2 separate regions of the Homo sapiens genome follow, and region 2 is linked to region 1. Evidence: chromatin loops called from intact Hi-C (ENCODE). Cell type or tissue: heart right ventricle. All regions are shown on one strand. Each heading gives the region's core, and the rest is flanking DNA. Links, peaks and the distances in the headings are about the cores only.

What was found. Peaks named below come from ENCODE experiments on the same cell type or tissue, not always from the same donor. Only the 100,000 strongest peaks of a DNase experiment are listed, where the experiment ranks them.
Region 2: a loop joins it to region 1, with 2.2 times the contacts of the local background. A loop is called at or near these places in 11 of 110 quality-filtered maps.

The regions. Positions count from the first base shown.
Region 1 is chr16:19,175,244-19,183,570 of GRCh38, forward strand. SYT17 (synaptotagmin 17) reads left to right here. Exons shown (of 8, transcript NM_016524.4): 4 at 5,148-5,296; 5 at 8,285-8,327. It overlaps LOC124903658 (a long non-coding RNA gene), which reads right to left. Exons shown (of 2, transcript XR_007065012.1): 1 at 8,220-8,327; 2 at 5,505-6,203. Among named protein-coding and RNA genes, the nearest start is that of SYT17, 11 kb to the left of the region's middle. In heart right ventricle, for the core only: a CTCF peak has its summit at 4,856 (motif pointing left); a DNase peak (open chromatin) is centred at 4,848.
Region 2 is chr16:19,110,957-19,119,283 of GRCh38, forward strand. It overlaps ITPRIPL2 (ITPRIP like 2), which reads left to right and starts at 3,008. Exons shown (of 1, transcript NM_001034841.4): 1 at 3,008-8,327. The coding sequence starts at 3,506. The coding sequence ends at 5,113. RefSeq lists silencers at 3,010-3,109, 3,200-3,569. In heart right ventricle, for the core only: CTCF peaks have their summits at 3,003 and 4,271; DNase peaks (open chromatin) are centred at 2,965, 3,805 and 8,165; H3K4me3 peaks cover 5,841 bases; H3K27ac peaks cover 6,918 bases.

The DNA.
Region 1 (8,327 bases), core at 273-8,272:
TGATACAAACACAATGTTAAAGAACTCTTCCATTATTCATTATTCATAAGTTGTGGCCTGAATCCTACAGGTGTGTGTAGAGTTGAGATTTTTGGTGAAAGCAACTCATTAATCAAGAGATAATTCACAGCCGGGTGCCGTGGCTCTCATCTGTAATCCCAGTGCTTTGGGAGACTGAGGTGGGAGGACTGCTTGAGGTCAGGAGTTTAAGACCAGCCTGGGCAACACGATGAGACCCCTATCTCTACAAAAATTTAAAAAATTAGCTGGGCACGTTGGTGCCTAGAGTTCCAGTTCTTCGGGAGGCTGAGTTGGAAGGATCGTTTGAGCCTGGAAAGTCAGGGCTGCAGTGAGCTATAATCACGCCACTGCAGTCCAGCTTGCGCAACAGAGCAAGACTTCAAAAAAAAAAAAAAAAAAAAAAGGATTCTACTGGTCTATGTAGCAGAAGTTAGTTCAGTCCATCTGATGTCCTTAAAGCTATGCTCACAAGAATGCTATCTCCATGTGGGCAGGGAGTTTTGCCTGCCTTGTTCACTCAGAAAAAGTTGTTGACTGACAGACTATCCTGCAGGCAGAACTTGCATCCTGAAAGTGCCAATCATCAGTTGAAAAGTTAATCTCAGTTCCTTTTGTAGTTATTTCTTAAGTACAGTGTGCCAGGCGCTGTGGTATACACAGGGCTAGATAGGGTCCTGTGACCATGCTCAGGGAATTTTCAGTCTCACGTAGGAGGTAAGGCAGGTATGTAAGTCAGGTTGCCCCCTAGAGTTGTGCATTTACACCCTGCATTCCATATATGACAGTCCTGCATAAGACCTTGTTATGAAAGAATCAGGAATGATGGCTTCAGGCATAGCTGGATCCAGGAGCAGAAATCATGTCATCAGAGCCTTTCTCTCTCTCTCTTTCTTTCTCTGTTTCTTCTGTATTGGCCTCATTGTTAAGCTTGTTTTCTCCATGTGGCAGCACTAGACTTGCATTCTGTTGCGGTTGCATAAAAAACGAACAAACAAACAAAACAAAACCAGGAAAGACTCTTATTAGCCTGGCTCGGGTTATGTACCAATCACTTTCACTTGGAGGAAATGGTGCTAGAATCATGCCAGTTACCTGCCCACCCAGGAAACCAGGGAGATGGTCATTTCCACCAGAAACACAGGAACTGAACTATTAGACCAGGGGTTGGCAAACTTTTAAAGGACCAAATAATAAATATATTAGCCTCATGGGCCATATGGTCTCTGTTGCAGCTACTTATTTCTACCATTGTTATGCAGAAGCAGCTGTAGACAGTAAATGAACGGGCACGTCTGTGTTTCATTAACACTTCATTTACAAAATCAGGCAGTGAATTTGGCTTTGTAGTTTGCAGACCCCTGTAATAGACAATTGGGGTATTGTGACTAGAGGGGAGGAAATTGACTAGAGAGGTGGGCAGACATCACCCCTTGTAGAGATAGGCGTCTCATTGTGTTGCCCAGGCTGGTCTTAAACTCCTGACCTCAAGCAGTCCTCCCACCTCAGCCTCCCAAAGCACTGGGATTACAGGTGAGAGCCGCGGCAACCGGCTGTGAATTATCGCTTGATTAATGAGTTGCTTTCACCAAAAATCTCAACTCCACACACACCTGTAGGATTCAGGCCACAACTACATCTAGGAAGAGCTGGGGGAGCCTGCAAGCTTAGGCTGAGTTGGGTCTTGAATGCCAGAGTAAGGAATCTGGATTTTCTTCGATACCAGCGGAGACCCCTCACAGGTGTTGAGTATCACAGCCAGGTACCTGTTTGCCCCCTAGATATCCAAATGTTGAGTGTTACAGATGCACAGCCTAGGTTCTCATGTTGAGCTGGAGGACAGTTGCGTTTTGCCTTGACTGCTGCTAACCCTTTGTGTAAGCAGGGGCAAGGGGGCTGGGACCCTCTGGGAAGATACTTCTTTTGGTTTTGCCACTAGTAGAGAAGTGGACTGGAACTTTCCCAGCAGGGCCAATACACCACAAAATTCCAGGTGGCGCCATTCACATGGTGGCCATTATGAATGGCACCACCTAGGGTTGTGCAGTCTACAGACTGAACAGCTGTGCGTGACCTTTGTGCTTCCCAGGATGAATGAGGTCTCTTCTGAACACTGGGCAGTGCTTAATACAGTTTTGACACTCAGCATAATGCAAAACGGTAAGAGAAATCTGTAAAGGGAAGATGGCTAAATCATTCAGAAAGTAAATTTACAGCTTTGTGTTTTCCCCAGATTTATTTACCAAGTGGGCAGCTGCATGTTATCAAACAGACAGGAAGTAGAAATGTCAAGTGTATGGGCTTTGCAGTGCTGTTCCTACTGCGACATTTGAGCCAAGAACCATGGGACTTGCCTCTGTGGACTGGCATGTGGCAGATGAGCTGGCCCTTTGTGTGTGCTCTGCGTGTGATCTTGGGGATACATTAATTGTCACATATGCTCATGTCCTGTGGGCCCCCAACTTTTCTTGGCTGGGCTGGGCTGGTGAAGATTAGGAAAACTGCACAATCTGACTGGTGCTTTTTGAAGCAATGCCAGAAAGACCCTCATTGAAGAGTGAATTAAAGTCAAGTTGGTTGATTGTTTGTCGAACAAGCACATATTGAATGCCTACAATGTGCAGAGCTCTTACAGCCCTCTCAGAGATGCCCCACTTGGCGATTGGGAGTGTGTGCCATTTAGAGTTTAGCATTACTGGCTTAGCTGGGGTTCTGCCTTTTAACAGTGGTGCAAATTAGTTATTCATCCTTCTCCCAACCTGTATTAGTTTGTTTTCTGTTGTGATAAAGGGATACCCAAGACTGGGTAAGGTTCAAGTGATTCTCCTTTTTTTTTTTTTGAGACGGAGTCTAGCTCTGTCGCCCAGGCTGGAGTGCAGTGGTGCAATCTCGCTCACTGCAAGCTCTGCCTCCCGGGTTCATGCCATTCTCTTGCCTCAGCCTCCCGAGTAGCTGGGACTACAGGCGTCCGCCACCACGCCCGGCTAATTTTTTGTATTTTTTTTAGTAGAGATGGGGTTTCACCGTGTTAGCTAGGATGGTCTCGATGTCCTGACCTCGTGATCCACCCGCCTCAGCCTCCCAAAATGCTGGGATTACAGACGTGAGCCACCGTGCCCGCCCAGTTTCAAGTGATTCTCATGCCTCAGCCTCCCAAGTAGCTGGGACTGCAAGTGCATGCCACCACGTCAGGTTAATTTTTGTACTTTTAATAGAGATGGGGTTTCGCCATGTCGGCCGGGTTGGTCTCGAACCCCTGACCTCAAGTGATCCACCCACCTCAGCCTCCCAAAGTCCTGGGATTACAGGCATGAGCCACCATGCCTAGCTCCTGATAACACTTTTGAAGAACATCAGATCAGTCTCATCTCATGCACAGGATGCGTCTGAAGACCTCACAGCATTCAAAACTTGCATTTTTCAAGACGAGTTTTCCCATAGGCTTTAATGTCAAGTTGGGGGGTATGCAGCCTCGGAAGGCATAAATCTACAGCCATTATGGCTTAGGGGCATGTTATTAGCAGCATCAGTCTCAAAACGACGTCACCAGCTGTTTTTCTACCTCCTTTCCCATCCCTCCAGCATCCTTACCTAGCTTTATGAGTATTGGGGGGGATCTTAAAGCCACCCCAGTTGTAATAATATCAACTAAGCTGGGCATGGAGGCATGCATCTATAGTCCCAGCTACTCAAGAGGCTGAGGGCGGGAGGATCACTTTGAGCCCAGGAGTTCGAGTCCAGCCTGGGCAACATAGTGAGACCCTGTTTCTTAAAAAAAAAAACAATGAATTGATCGATCAATCAATAAAAAATGTTTCAAGATGTATTGAGCAGCTGTTTACTACGCAACCAAGCACTGTTCTAAGCATTTTATTTATTTTTGAGACAGGGTCTCTTGCTGTGTCACCCAGGCTGGAGTACAGTGGCACAATCATAGCCCACTGCAGCCTCAAACTCCTGGGCTCAAGCAGTCCTCCCGCCTTAGCCTCCCAAGTAACTATGACTACAAACACAGACCACCATGCCCAGCTAATTTAAAAAATTTTTTTGTAGAAACAGAGTTCTGCCATGTTGCCCAGGCTGATCTCAAACTTTCGAGCTCAAGTGATCCTCCTGCCTTAGCTTCCCAAAGTTTACATTCTTCACAAAGTTTACAGCTGTGGGCCACCATGCCCAGCCAACTTTCAGTAGAGATGGGTCCTGCTGTGTTGCCCAGGCTGGTCTCAAACTCCTGGCCTCAAGGGATCCTCCTGCCTTGGCCTCCCAAAATGCTGGGATTATATGTGTGAGCCACCATGCTCGGCCTCTACGCATTTTATATGTGTTAACTCATTCAGTGTTTACAACCACCGTATAATGTGGGTACTGTCAATATTTCCACTTTACAGATGGGGAAATGGAGGTACGGGAGGGGAAAGGGACTTGCCCCAGCACCCAGCCAGGGTTCAGCCCCAGCGGTTCTCTCAATGACTACCCTGTATCGTCTTCCTTCTCCATCCACCCCTACATCCTCCTTCCCAATTTCTCAGCAGTTCTTTATTGGGAGCACATTGAGTCACGGCTGCTGCTAATTTATAGCTATTTCTTTACATCAAACTTCTGTTCAGAAATTGTTGATTTTCAGGGCCATTTCTGCCGCGCAAAGAACCCTTGAGTGACATTGTTATAGGATATTTTTAAAAGATCTTAAATTATAGACACAGTGACTGTTGAAATACCAGGACACTTGTAACCAAAAGCAGAAGTTCGGATGCCTATAAAACAACCAGACGGTTCACTCCAGGCTGGAGATTGACAGGTCTCGGGCTTCACTGAGCCAAAGTGGCGCCCCCACGTGGCGACAGCTTAACTTTACACAGCTCTCCACCCAACCCCAGCTTTGAAATTATGCAAGTTCTTGACAGATTGTTCTAAATTGGGGAATATTTCTTCATATCATTTCACATTTTGTGCAAAAAGCAAGACGTTGTTGAGAGTTTAAGGACACCACACTGTCAAATTTGCATTATTCCATGTTGCATAAAATGAGTCTGAGAGCGGTTTCATCGTGGGTCTTAACCCCCAAGGGACAGAGATGCCAGTCCCCGGGGATTCCTGGACAGCTACTGAGACCTCTTCCCTTCCTATAGGATGGCCAGCCGGAGCAGTGACAAGGATGGTGACTCTGTCCACACGGCCAGCGAAGTCCCGCTGACCCCACGGACCAATTCCCCGGATGGAAGACGCTCGTCCTCAGACACATCCAAGTCTACATACAGCCTGACGCGGAGGATTTCGAGTAAGTATCTCTGCTTTACCTTTCTGGGGGCCCTGGCTGGCTTTCCCAGACACTCTCCCACGGAGAGTCATGAAGGGCAGTGTTATTGCTGGGGGAGGGCGGCAGAGTGGGATGACAGTCCAGGAGACAGGGCGAGAGAGAGATAATGACGGTGTGACAGAGGAGGGCATCACACCTGATTGCTGCTGAGTTTAATCAAAAGCAATCATTTTGATTGATTTTTGCTTTATTAATTTTAAGTTTGATTGAATTGGCTGAATTGATTAACATTGTCAGTGTATATCATTTCAGATTCTGAAAGATGAGTGTGGCTATATTATATAGCAGGGTTTGTCAATTCTGGTGACTTTGGGAGCTAGGCGGGTTGCATCAGTGGCCAAGTGCAGAGGTTGCATAGAGATAAACATTGCCTGAGTGCAGTGACAAATGGCAGCTGCCGCTCTGTCTGGAGAGTTACTAGGGCAGGGTGGGGACTTCGGTCAATTGAAAAGCAAATGCCCCATTGAAAGGGGGCCAGGGTGTCTGCTACTCAGCTCTGGCCAATGGTAGCTGTATGGGATTGGGGGCTCCGTATTGTCTGATCTTTGTAAAGAGATATTGGCAATCTGGGTTTTTTTATGTGAAACATTCTTACTTTCAAGCCTAAACAAAATGTATGTGTGGCCATCAAATTTGACCACCCAATTTGTCCACTCTGTTGTGTGGCGTATGTGTTTGACCAAACAGCATGATTTGGGTGAGGAGGAAAAAGGAGGACAAACACCCAGAGGCTCCCAACCTCCTTCTGCTCCACAAAAGTATCTCTGCTCTGTGTGAACCGATGTCTGAAATTCACCAGACAGAGGGAAAAGCTTCAAATGCATGAAACAAATCCATTCAGGTGGAGATCATTGGTGTCCAACCTTTCCTGGGGATAGAGGGAAAAGAAAAAAGTAGAAAAAAAAAGAGTTCAAGGGCATGAAATAGTGAAACAGAGGGAGCACTGGATTTCTTTAGGCCTCAGTCTTCCCATTTGTAAAATGAGAGGGCTGGTCTAGAGCTGCGCTGTCTGGTATAACAATCACTAGACACACGTAGCTGTTGAGCACGTAAATGGTGTGAGACTGAATCTTACTGATGTTCTGTAAGTGCAAAATACATACTGGACTTTCAGGACAGTGAGGAAAAAAAAAAAAAAAGTCTGGGCGCGGTGGCTCATGCCTGTAATCCCAGCACTTTGGGAGGCCGAGGCGGGAGGATCACCTGAGGTCAGGACTTCGAGACCAGCCTGGCTAACATGGTGAAACCCCATCTCTACTAAAAATACAAAATTAGACGGGCATGGTAGCGCATGCCTGTAATCCCAGCTACCTGGGAGGCTGAGGCAGGAGAATCGGTTGAACCCGGGAGGTGGAGGTTGCAGTGAGCCGAGATTGCACCACTACACTCCAGCTCAGGCAACAAAAATGAAACTCTGTCTCAAAAAAAAAAAAAAAAAGAGAGAGAGGATTTAAAGTATCTCACTAAAATATTTTTATATTGGTTCCATGTTGAAATGAGTATACATTGGATATAGTGGGTTAAATAAAATAAAATATTAAAATTAATTTTGCAGGCTGGGCGCGGTGGCTCACGCCTGTAATCCCAGCACTTTGGGAGGCCGAGGCAGGCAGATAGCTTGAGGCCAGGAGTTCAAGACCATCCTGGCCAACATGATGAAATTCCATCTCTATTAAAAATGCAAAAATGGGCCAGGTGTGGTGGTATACAACTGTAGTCCCAGCTACTTGAGAGGCTGAGCCATGAGATTCACTTGCACCTGGAAGGTGGAGGTTGCAGTGAGCCGAGATCCGCCACTGCACTCCAGCCTGGACGATAGAGCAAGACTCTGTCTCAAAATAAATAAATAAAATTAAATGAATTTTGCCCTTTTATTTGCATATTTTAAAAGTCGTGGCTGCCAGAACATTTTAAGTTACATGTGTGGCTTGCATTTCTGGCTTGCGTTATCTTTCTATGGACAGTGTGGGCCTAGGTAATTTCTAAGTCTCATGCCCAGCTCTGAACACAGGTTATCTCCATTTAGCATACATCTATCAGAGTACCTCCCATGCCTCTGGCAAATGTCTCATAAAGACAACTGTTTGGGCAATTAGCAAGAATGCCATGAGCTCATTGCTAGAAGAGAGGGATGTGCAAAGGTTGGAATAATGAACTTGGGATCAATGCATTCTGCTGGTTCATGGAAGGGAGAGAGGCGGCCCGTAAGCGGTGAGGTTTGAATATGAACCTTGAAGAAGTACAGTCGTTCCCATTTATTGGTCTGTGCCTACGGGCACATTCTGTGCCATGCTCTTTTCATGCCCTGGCTCAGTGAATCTTCACCACATTCTTTGAGGTAGGTGCCGTTATTGACTCTATTTTACTGATGGGAAAACAGAGTCCCAGAGAGTCAAAAGAATATGCCCGGAGTCACATGGCTCACTGGTAATGAGTACACGAGTAGTGAGTAAGTGGCTGAGATGGAATTCCACCCAGGCACTCTGGTCCCAGAGCTCACTCTCTTAAAGTGGAGACATCGTAGGATAATGGTTAGAGCCAGACTCTGGGGTCAGCTAGACCAGCCTGACCCCTGGCTCCTACACTTGCAAGTGTGTGACCTTCAGAAAGTTACTTAAAGCTTCTGTTTCCTCGTCTATAAAGTGGGGATAATAGTAATTATCTAATAATTCAAGGGGATGTGAAGATTGTGATTGCACATATGCGATGATGTAGTGTACACAGTCCATTAGAGCAGTGCCTGGCACTTAGCTGCTGTGATGATGGCAAGGTGTCAATAGTGCCACCAAACTATCTGTCACAGAATCAGTGAGTATTTCAGAGTGTGGAGAAAGATGGCAAAGGTCATTCTGAAGCAGAGTAAACAATGCAAGAATCTGCTTACCTGCAAAGTGGCCCAGGTCTGCCCCGTATGTGGCTGTCTTCATTGTTATTTCTGGTGGCTCTCAGGTCTTGAGTCAAGACGTCCCAGCTCTCCACTCATCGATATTAA
Region 2 (8,327 bases), core at 328-8,327, 64 kb before region 1:
ACCTAGAGCATTGCCATTATTTGTATAGTTGGAGATAGCATACCACTATATCTGCCAGGGGAAAAATAAACCACTCTGTTGGTAGCACTCCATTTTATAGATCGGGAGATAGAAGCAAAGATAGGTTAAGAGAGTTATCCAAAAGAGGTGGCCAGCTGTCATCTCTGCATGTCAAAACATCTCATCCATCTTTTTCCAGCCGCAGCAACATGACTTTCCTTGGGGGAGAGACACCCCTTCCCACAGTTCCCACAGTTTGAACAGGGCTGACTCCACCTCTTGGTTCCAGGGCTGGGTACCCAACTGTATTAGTCAGCTCAGGCTGCCTCTACAAATACCATAGATTGGGTGGCTCCAACAACAGAAATTTATTTTCTCATAGCTCTGGAGGTTAGAAAGTCCAAAATCAAGGTCTGGTAGCATTCCGCTTCTGGTGAGGGCTTTTCTCCAGGCTTGCAGATGGTCTTTCTTTGGTCCAACCACATGGAGAGAGAGCCGTCTCTCTTTCTTCCTCTTATAAGGTCACCAATCCTATCAGATTAGGACCCTATCTTTCTGACCTCATTTAACCTAAATTACTGCCGAAAAGCCCTATCTCCAAATACAGTCACATTGGCCGTTAAGGTTTCAACATAGATTTGGATTGGAGTTGGTGGGGGCACTACCTGGGCAATGCTAATCAGTGCATTCCCTTGCTTGGTGACTTTAGCATATGACCCAAAACTATCCCAAGTCATGGCATTTACCACAACTTTGAGAAAAGCAAGCCTCTCTGGCCAGGCGCGGTGGCTCACGCCTGTAATCCCAGCACTTTGGGAGGCTGAGGTGGGCAGATCACCTGAGGTCAGGAGTTCAAGACCAGCCTGGACAACATGGTGAAACCCCATCTCTACTAAAAATACAAAAATTAGCCAGGCGTGGTGGCGCATGCCTGTAATCCCAGCTACTCAGGAGGCTGAGGCATGAGAATCACTTGAACCCAGGAGGTGGAGGTTGCAGTGAGCTGAGATCGTGCCACTGCACTCCAGCCTGGGCAACAGAGTGAGACTCTGTCTTTAAAACAAACAAACAACAAACAAACAAACAAACAAAAACAGGAAAGGCTCTCTTTTCTTCTGCACTGAAGACAATGTGAGACTACAGCAGCCAAGGGCATATGGAGGACCTGTGGGGAGGACAGCCCACTTAAAAAGCAGAGAGCTAAGAAGTGAAGGGAGAACAGGTCTGCATAGCATTGAGGCACCTAGATTCAGCTGTACCTGAAATCCCCTCATGGATCTCAGTTAACATGATACAATAATGTGTGTGTGTGTGTGTGTCTATGCGTGCGTGCACTTAAGCCAGTTGGAGCTGTGTTTCTGTCACTTGCAAACCTAAGAATCTTGACTGGTAGATGATGATCTCATAGCTAATATTAGTAGATGGGATCTGAAGGCAGATCTGCTTAGCTCTCAGGGGCCCAATTTAGGATTTACTGGGAACAACCCAGAAGCCATCTTTTGAGTCCTGGTTCCCAGGTGGCAGCTGGGTTCTAACATGTTTTAATATATTCACCCTTGCTCTCTTTAAAGGTCAGTGCCAGCAAAGAAGGTGTAATGAGTGTGAATAAAGAAAGACAATTATTTAAATAGATCAGATTATTTCAGGAAGTGCTCCCTGTTATGAAACAAAACAAGCTTCCTAGGACTGAGGTTCCAATGTAGACCCAGACAAAGGACCCCCAAAATTCCCAGCAGATGAGGAAGAGACCTTCCCTGGGCCCCCTCCTGGGAGTTCCACCCCTTGGTTTCTGCCCAGCTCTACAAAGGCTGTGTAACCTTGTGGGGGAGGGGGGAAGGGGGGCAGCTGAACCTGCCTGAGCTGAACCTGTTTGTGCCCCTTTCCTCCACTGGGAAAATAATTTTATTTTAATTTCATTTCATTTTATTTATTTTATTTTTTCAGAGACAAGAGTCTTGCTCTGTCACTCAGGCTGGAGTGCAATGATGCTATCATAGCTCACTGCAGCCTCGAATTCCTGGCCTCACTCAAGCGATCTTCTCGCCGCCTCGGCTTCCCAAAGTGCTGGGATTACAGGGGTGAACCAGCATGTTCCGATGAAGTCTCAGGCCAAATGTCACCCCTGTCATCCTCTGGTTTCCACAGGGTAGCCAGCACCTTCTCACTCCCTCGGGCACTTTTGTTTATTTTAGAGCGTTTTCTTGCTGTGGAATCCTTCCCCCCACTTTTTTTTTTTTTTTTTTTTTTTTTGAGACGGAGTCTCACTCTGTCACCCAGGCTGGAGTACAGTGGCGCGATCTCGGCTCACGGCAGCCTCCGCCTCCCGGATTCAAGCGATTCTCCTGCCTGAACCTCCCGAACAGCTGGGATTACAGGCGCGTGCCACTACGCCTGGCTAATTTTTGTATTTTTAGTAGAGATGGGGGGCGGGGGGGGGGGTCTCACCATGTTGGCCAGGCTAGTCTCGAACTACTGACCTTAAATGATCCGCCCACTTCGGCCTCTCAAAGTGCTGGGATTACAGGCGTGAGACACTGCGCCCAGCCCCTTCCTTTTTTGATTCCCATTTTTACAAGGCTGTAAGCTTCACGAAGGACAGAAACCTTGTCCATCTTGTCAACTATGATTTCCCCAGCACTGTGGCTCCGACCTGGCACATGGTAGGTGCTCGGTGAATACTGGTTTGAACAGACGACTGCGGCAGACGGCAAGGGCCACTCCTGTGCCAGGGCCTGCCACGCCACCGCAGCTTGTGCGGTGGGGGTGGGGAGGACTGGACAGTCTGGCTGTGCGCCCTTTTCTCCTTTTCAACGTCCCAGTATAACTTCAAGGGAGCGCAACTCCAGAGGCTCCCTGGACGAAGCTACCGCCCCGGAATCAGGGCCTTCCCAATTCTGCCTTCGGGGAGGGAGGATGGGGGTGGGCCGCGGGAGGCCAGTTCCAAGAGCGTCCTGAAGTCCCTCCCGCCGCCCCGCGTCGCTTTAAGGCGGAGGCCCGGGAGGGGGCCGACCCGGCTCGCCAGCTCCACGCTCGGCTCCAGACTCCGGCATTTCCTCCCCGCTAGCTGGCGCGGCCTCGCCTCCCCCTCGGAAGAGGAAACTCCCGGGGTCCGAGTAACAGGGTCAGGCGCGGAGAGGAGCGGCGGGAGAGCCAGGAGGGCCGCCCAGGGTAGGAGGCGAGCCAGGCCGGGCCAGAAGCTGGCCGACGGCGGCGCGCGGGGGCGCCGGGCGGGGAGGGCCGCTGGGCCGGACTCAGCGCGCAGCCGGGGCAGGGCGCGGCCCGGGGCCCGAGAGCGCAGGGCGGGCCGCAGCTGGAAGGAACACTTGAGCTGGGAGAGGAGGCCGAGCTGGAGGGCGGCCTCCCTCGGGCCTGCGTTCGGGAAGCCGCCGCGGAGGAGGAGACGGGGACAGCGGGGCTGCCCGGGCGCTGTGCGCATGCTGGGCTTGGGTCGCCGCCGGGGCTTGCCCCCTGGGCTGCTCGGCCACCGCCGCCCCGGGCGCCCGGCATGTCGGTGCACTACACCCTCAATCTACGCGTCTTCTGGCCCCTGGTGACCGGCCTGTGCACCGCCCTGGTGTGCCTCTACCATGTCCTGCGGGGAAGCGGGGGCGCCCGGGCCGAGCCCGCCGACGGCGTGGATGGCGGCTTCCCGTTGCTTAAGGTGGCCGTCCTGCTCCTCCTCAGCTATGTCCTCCTGCGCTGTCGCCACGCTGTCCGGCAGCGCTTCCTGCCCGGGTCTCCCCGTCTGGAGGGTCACGCCGCCTTCTCCTCGAGACACTTCCGAGAGCCGGGCCTCAGCATCCTGCTGGAGAGTTACTACGAGCATGAGGTGCGCCTGTCTCCGCACGTGTTGGGCCACAGCAAGGCGCACGTGAGCCGGATCGTGGGCGAGCTGGTGCGGGCTGGCCGCGCCCGGGGGTCCCCCGGTCTCATTCCTGGGGGAGCGCTGGCCTTGGCCTTCCGCGGAGACTTCATCCAGGTGGGCAGCGCCTACGAGCAACATAAAATCCGCCGGCCCGACAGCTTCGACGTGCTGGTGCCACTGCGCCTCCCGCCGCTTGTGGCGCTGGAGCCACGGAGCCTGGGCGAGGAGCCAGCGCTGGCCCCGGCCTTCCGCGGCTGCTTCTTGTGCGCCCTCAAGGCACCACCCTCACCATCGGGGGCCTCGGGGGGCCACTGGCTTCGGGACTGCAAACCCTTTGCTGATGCCTTCTGCGTGGATGTGCGCGGGCGGCGTCACCTCTCTGCTACTCTGGTGCTGCGCTGGTTCCAGTCGCATCTGCAGCGCTCCTTGGCCACTGTGCGTTACAGCCTGGAGGGGCGCTGTCGGGTCACCTTGACCCCAGGTGGCCTGGAACAGCCCCCCACCTTACACATCTTGCCCTGCCGCACTGACTACGGCTGCTGCCGCCTTTCTATGGCTGTGCGTCTCATCCCCGCTGTCCATCTGGGAGATGGGGTCTTCCTTGTGGCGCCACCACCGCCACCCTTGCCCAGCGCGCCCCTGTTGGAGCTCCCTGAGGGCCTGCGTGCGGAGGCACTGTGGGGTGTGAACACAGCACGCCAGGAGCAGAAGCTGCTGAGTTGGCTGCAGGAACGGGCAGCTCCAGGTGCCTGCTACCTCAAGTGCCTGCAGTTGCTTAAGGCTCTGCGCGATCTGGGGGCCCGTGGGCTGGACTCAGCGGCCGCCACCCAGTGGGGACGCATCCTATCCTCATATGTGCTCAAGACAGTGCTGCTGGCAGTGCTGCTGCGCAAGGGGGCCCCTGGGCAAGGCTGGGACGAGGAGCACCTGGGAAGGTGTTTGGAGGAGTTGGTGCAGTTCCTTAGGGACTGCCTGCTGCGACGCCATACGCTCTTCCACTGCGTCCTGGGCCCTGGTGGGGCGGCTGCCGAGGTGGGTCCCCTGCCCAAGGCACTGAGGGAAGCCGCCCCAGTTGACCTCCTGGCCGCTTTCGACGGGCACGCCCGGGAACTTGCAGCAGCGCGGTTGCTGTCCACGTGGCAAAGGCTGCCCCAGCTTCTCCGGGCCTACGGGGGTCCCCGCTACCTTGCCAGGTGCCCCCCACCCCGGAGTCAGCGCACCCAGGGCTTCCTTGAAGGTGAACCGTAAACCCTGACAGCACCCCCACCTGACCAAATGCTCCTAAAGCCTTTCCCACTGGGTGGGGGTGGGAATGGCGGTGAAGCCAGTTAAATGCAAGATTGCAGAAGGCATTGGAAAATTTGGTGGCTGCCACAAGCTTTAGTGGCTTAAATATCACCTTCTCGCTTCACAGTCCAGTATAATATGACATCTTCACACCCACTAGAGTGTCCTGGGCAAACCATGGGAAGACATCCAACAGGAGACCCAAGAATTGGTTCAAATATTGTTCTGTGTAGACGGATTCTGTAGAAGGATGTGGCTTTTAGAGAAGTCCAGTAGAAGAAGCAAGAACTAGCTGCAGGGAAAGTTCCTTCTGTCGGTTTTTAGACACAGATCTCTCTGCCCAAATTAAAAAAAAACAAAACAAAACACTAAAGTTTTTGACACAATTACTTGCTAGGTACTGGGTTCCTGATTGTCTTTAAAAAGAAAAATCTGAATCTTTATTTGCAACTGGAATTGAAGTTCTATTTTAGGGGCTAATGTTTAGAGGAACATAATTTCCACTGTTCAAATTAATATTAATGTATTTTTAAAATGGTGCAATCACAGGTGTTTGACAAGATTGTCAACAAGTTAAGTCACATAGATGGAAAGGCAATCGAGAGTTGGTTAGAGAAGCTTCCAGAGAAAATAGCACTTTATATTGATCAATTCACTCATTTTGTGGTAATTGCTAGCACCAAGCATTGCATCTGAAAGGGAAGCCAGTTATATTTATTATTAAATGTACAACCTTGAAAAGCAGCCAGCATGCTTGCCTAACTAACATCGCCGCAGGCCACAAGCTGGGATATGTACCTGTCCGTCAACATCCATTCATTAAACTACCTACTACCAGCCAGAGATGTCTGGAACCAAAGTAGCAACCAAATACATATTCAAGACAACACTGGTGAAGGCATAAAACATGTTGGCTTTGGAGAAAGATGTGTTTTAGGCTTTGCCTGTAAAGGTGTTTCTCCAAGGCTGGCTGCTGGCTGGAGACAGAAAACTTTTTTGTTTTAAGGTTTTTAGCAAACTCCTTCACAAAGAGATTTCTTTCTGAGCTTAATGAGCTAATGAAGAGGAAATGCCTGCTGCTTAGCATGTGGTTTGTGCTGGGTCTCTAACCATTGATGGTTCTTCCTTGTCCAGGCAGTCTTACGTGGTCCAAGAGACCTGTTGATTCAGCACAGGTCTTGCAAAACATTTCACTTATAGTTCAGTATCTTGGGCTCTGTGCTTGAAGATCAGTTACTCCCTGGTCGTGGGCAGAGGAGACAAATTAGGAAAAGAGCAAGGGAGACAGCCCTTGACGGCAGTCTGTCTCTTTTCTCTTTAGGTGTCAGTATCACCAGGTTGGGTGTATTTTGCAGCTGGGAGGAGCCGGTCCTGGAATTCTTCCTTGTTCTCCCAAATTTATAACAGTCCTCAATTGCAGTTTAAGTTCAGCATGGCCCCTCATCTGCTTGCCTGATTGGAAATGCAGCCAGTCCAAGTGTTACAAATTGGGATTTTTTTGTTTTCTAAATAAAAACATGTACTTCCTCAGACTCTTAAAGCTAAAATTTGGAAGACAGAAATGCCTATGTGAATAGAATCATTGTTGAAGTTCTGAGCTCTTTTGAGGGAACTCTATAAGCCTTCTTTCTTTAGGGGATCCACTTGCCTGCTGTGGGAAATCATAGTGAGTGATTTACAGGAATCCTTCTCCTCCAAGCTGCATTGGCTTCTTATATCCTTTGCGACCTTGGGCTGAAAGAGAAACAGCTGCAAATGTTGTGCTGTCTCTTTGAGGTTGTCTTGGGGACAGTTCCCCGCAAAGGTCATTCCTAGCTTTTGAGGTCAATGTTGGGTCATAAGGTACTGCATTGTGCAAAGAAGTCAGTCTGCTAACTTTATGCAAAGATAGAAACTGCACGGTATTTTTTAAAATTAGTTTTTAAAATAAATGCCAAGAGTAGATCTTATATATATATATATGTATACATATTTTATATATATATATATTTCCATACTCAACCACAACTTCCTCTGTACTCATTGTTTACTACAGTGGGGGACATCAAGGGTTGGAAGGATTATAAAGCTTTAAGGCTGGGCGTGGTGGCTCACGCCTGTAATCCCAGCACTTTGGGAGGCGAGGTGGGCGGATCACCTGAGGTCAGGAGTTCAAGACCAGCCTAGCCAACATAGTGAAACTCTGTCTCTACTAAAAAATACAAAAATTAGCTGGGCGTGGTGGCGGGCGCCTGTAATCCCAGATACTCGGGAGGCTAAGGCAGGAGAATCACTTGAACCCGGGAGGTGAAGGTTGCAGAGAGCCAAGATCACACCACTGCACTCCAGCCTGGGTGACCGAGCGAGACTCCGTCTCAAAAAAAAAAAAAAAAAGCTTTAAAAAGCTGAATTTTAGAAATATTTCTAGCAGTGTCAGTGAGTTCCTCTTTTAATAGTGTTTTAAAGTATAAATCTGGTAACATACTGTTCTTGTAGTTTTTTGTTAGTTTTGTTTTTCAGGTTAATTACCCAAAGCCTCATCCATCCTCAAGGTTTTTAAATTTTATTTTTTTAAAATAAATTGTGCATTGTATTTGTGAATTTTTAAAATATTACTGTTTTATTTAAATGCCATGCTGAGCAATTGTTCTCTGTACATGGTAACCAAAACTTAGAGATTTCGATCAATTTTGATCAATGTTTAGTAAACCAAAACATGTACTGTGTACAACGGAAATAATATGGCATATTAGCCAGGCATGATGGTTGCCCAAGACAGTTAAATTAAGCTCAATTCTGTATTTTATTAGGGCTCTGTTATGTCCTTCATCTGAAATGTACACATTTTTGGTGTATGCTTGGTACTGGAGATTCATATATGCAAATATTCTCATGCAAGAAGTTCCACAGTAACAACAGCAAAAAGAAAAAATTAGTTGTCCAGCCAGTGCTGGAGGAAAATGTTTCTGGGGAAGATGACTCAGTCATTTTGTGGCGAGACACCCTTTGGTAACTCCCACTGACCAGTCTTGGGAGCCTTCCTGGAATGATCGTGGGCTGAGCGGAGATGTTTTTTGCAAAATGAAACTGAAGCTGAAAGAAAGGAGAATTCGAGTGAACCAAGAGAAATCCAAAGACCTGGGGAAGGAGGACTTAAGATGAAAGTGAAGCAAGAGAGGGAAGGGGAAATGAAGTG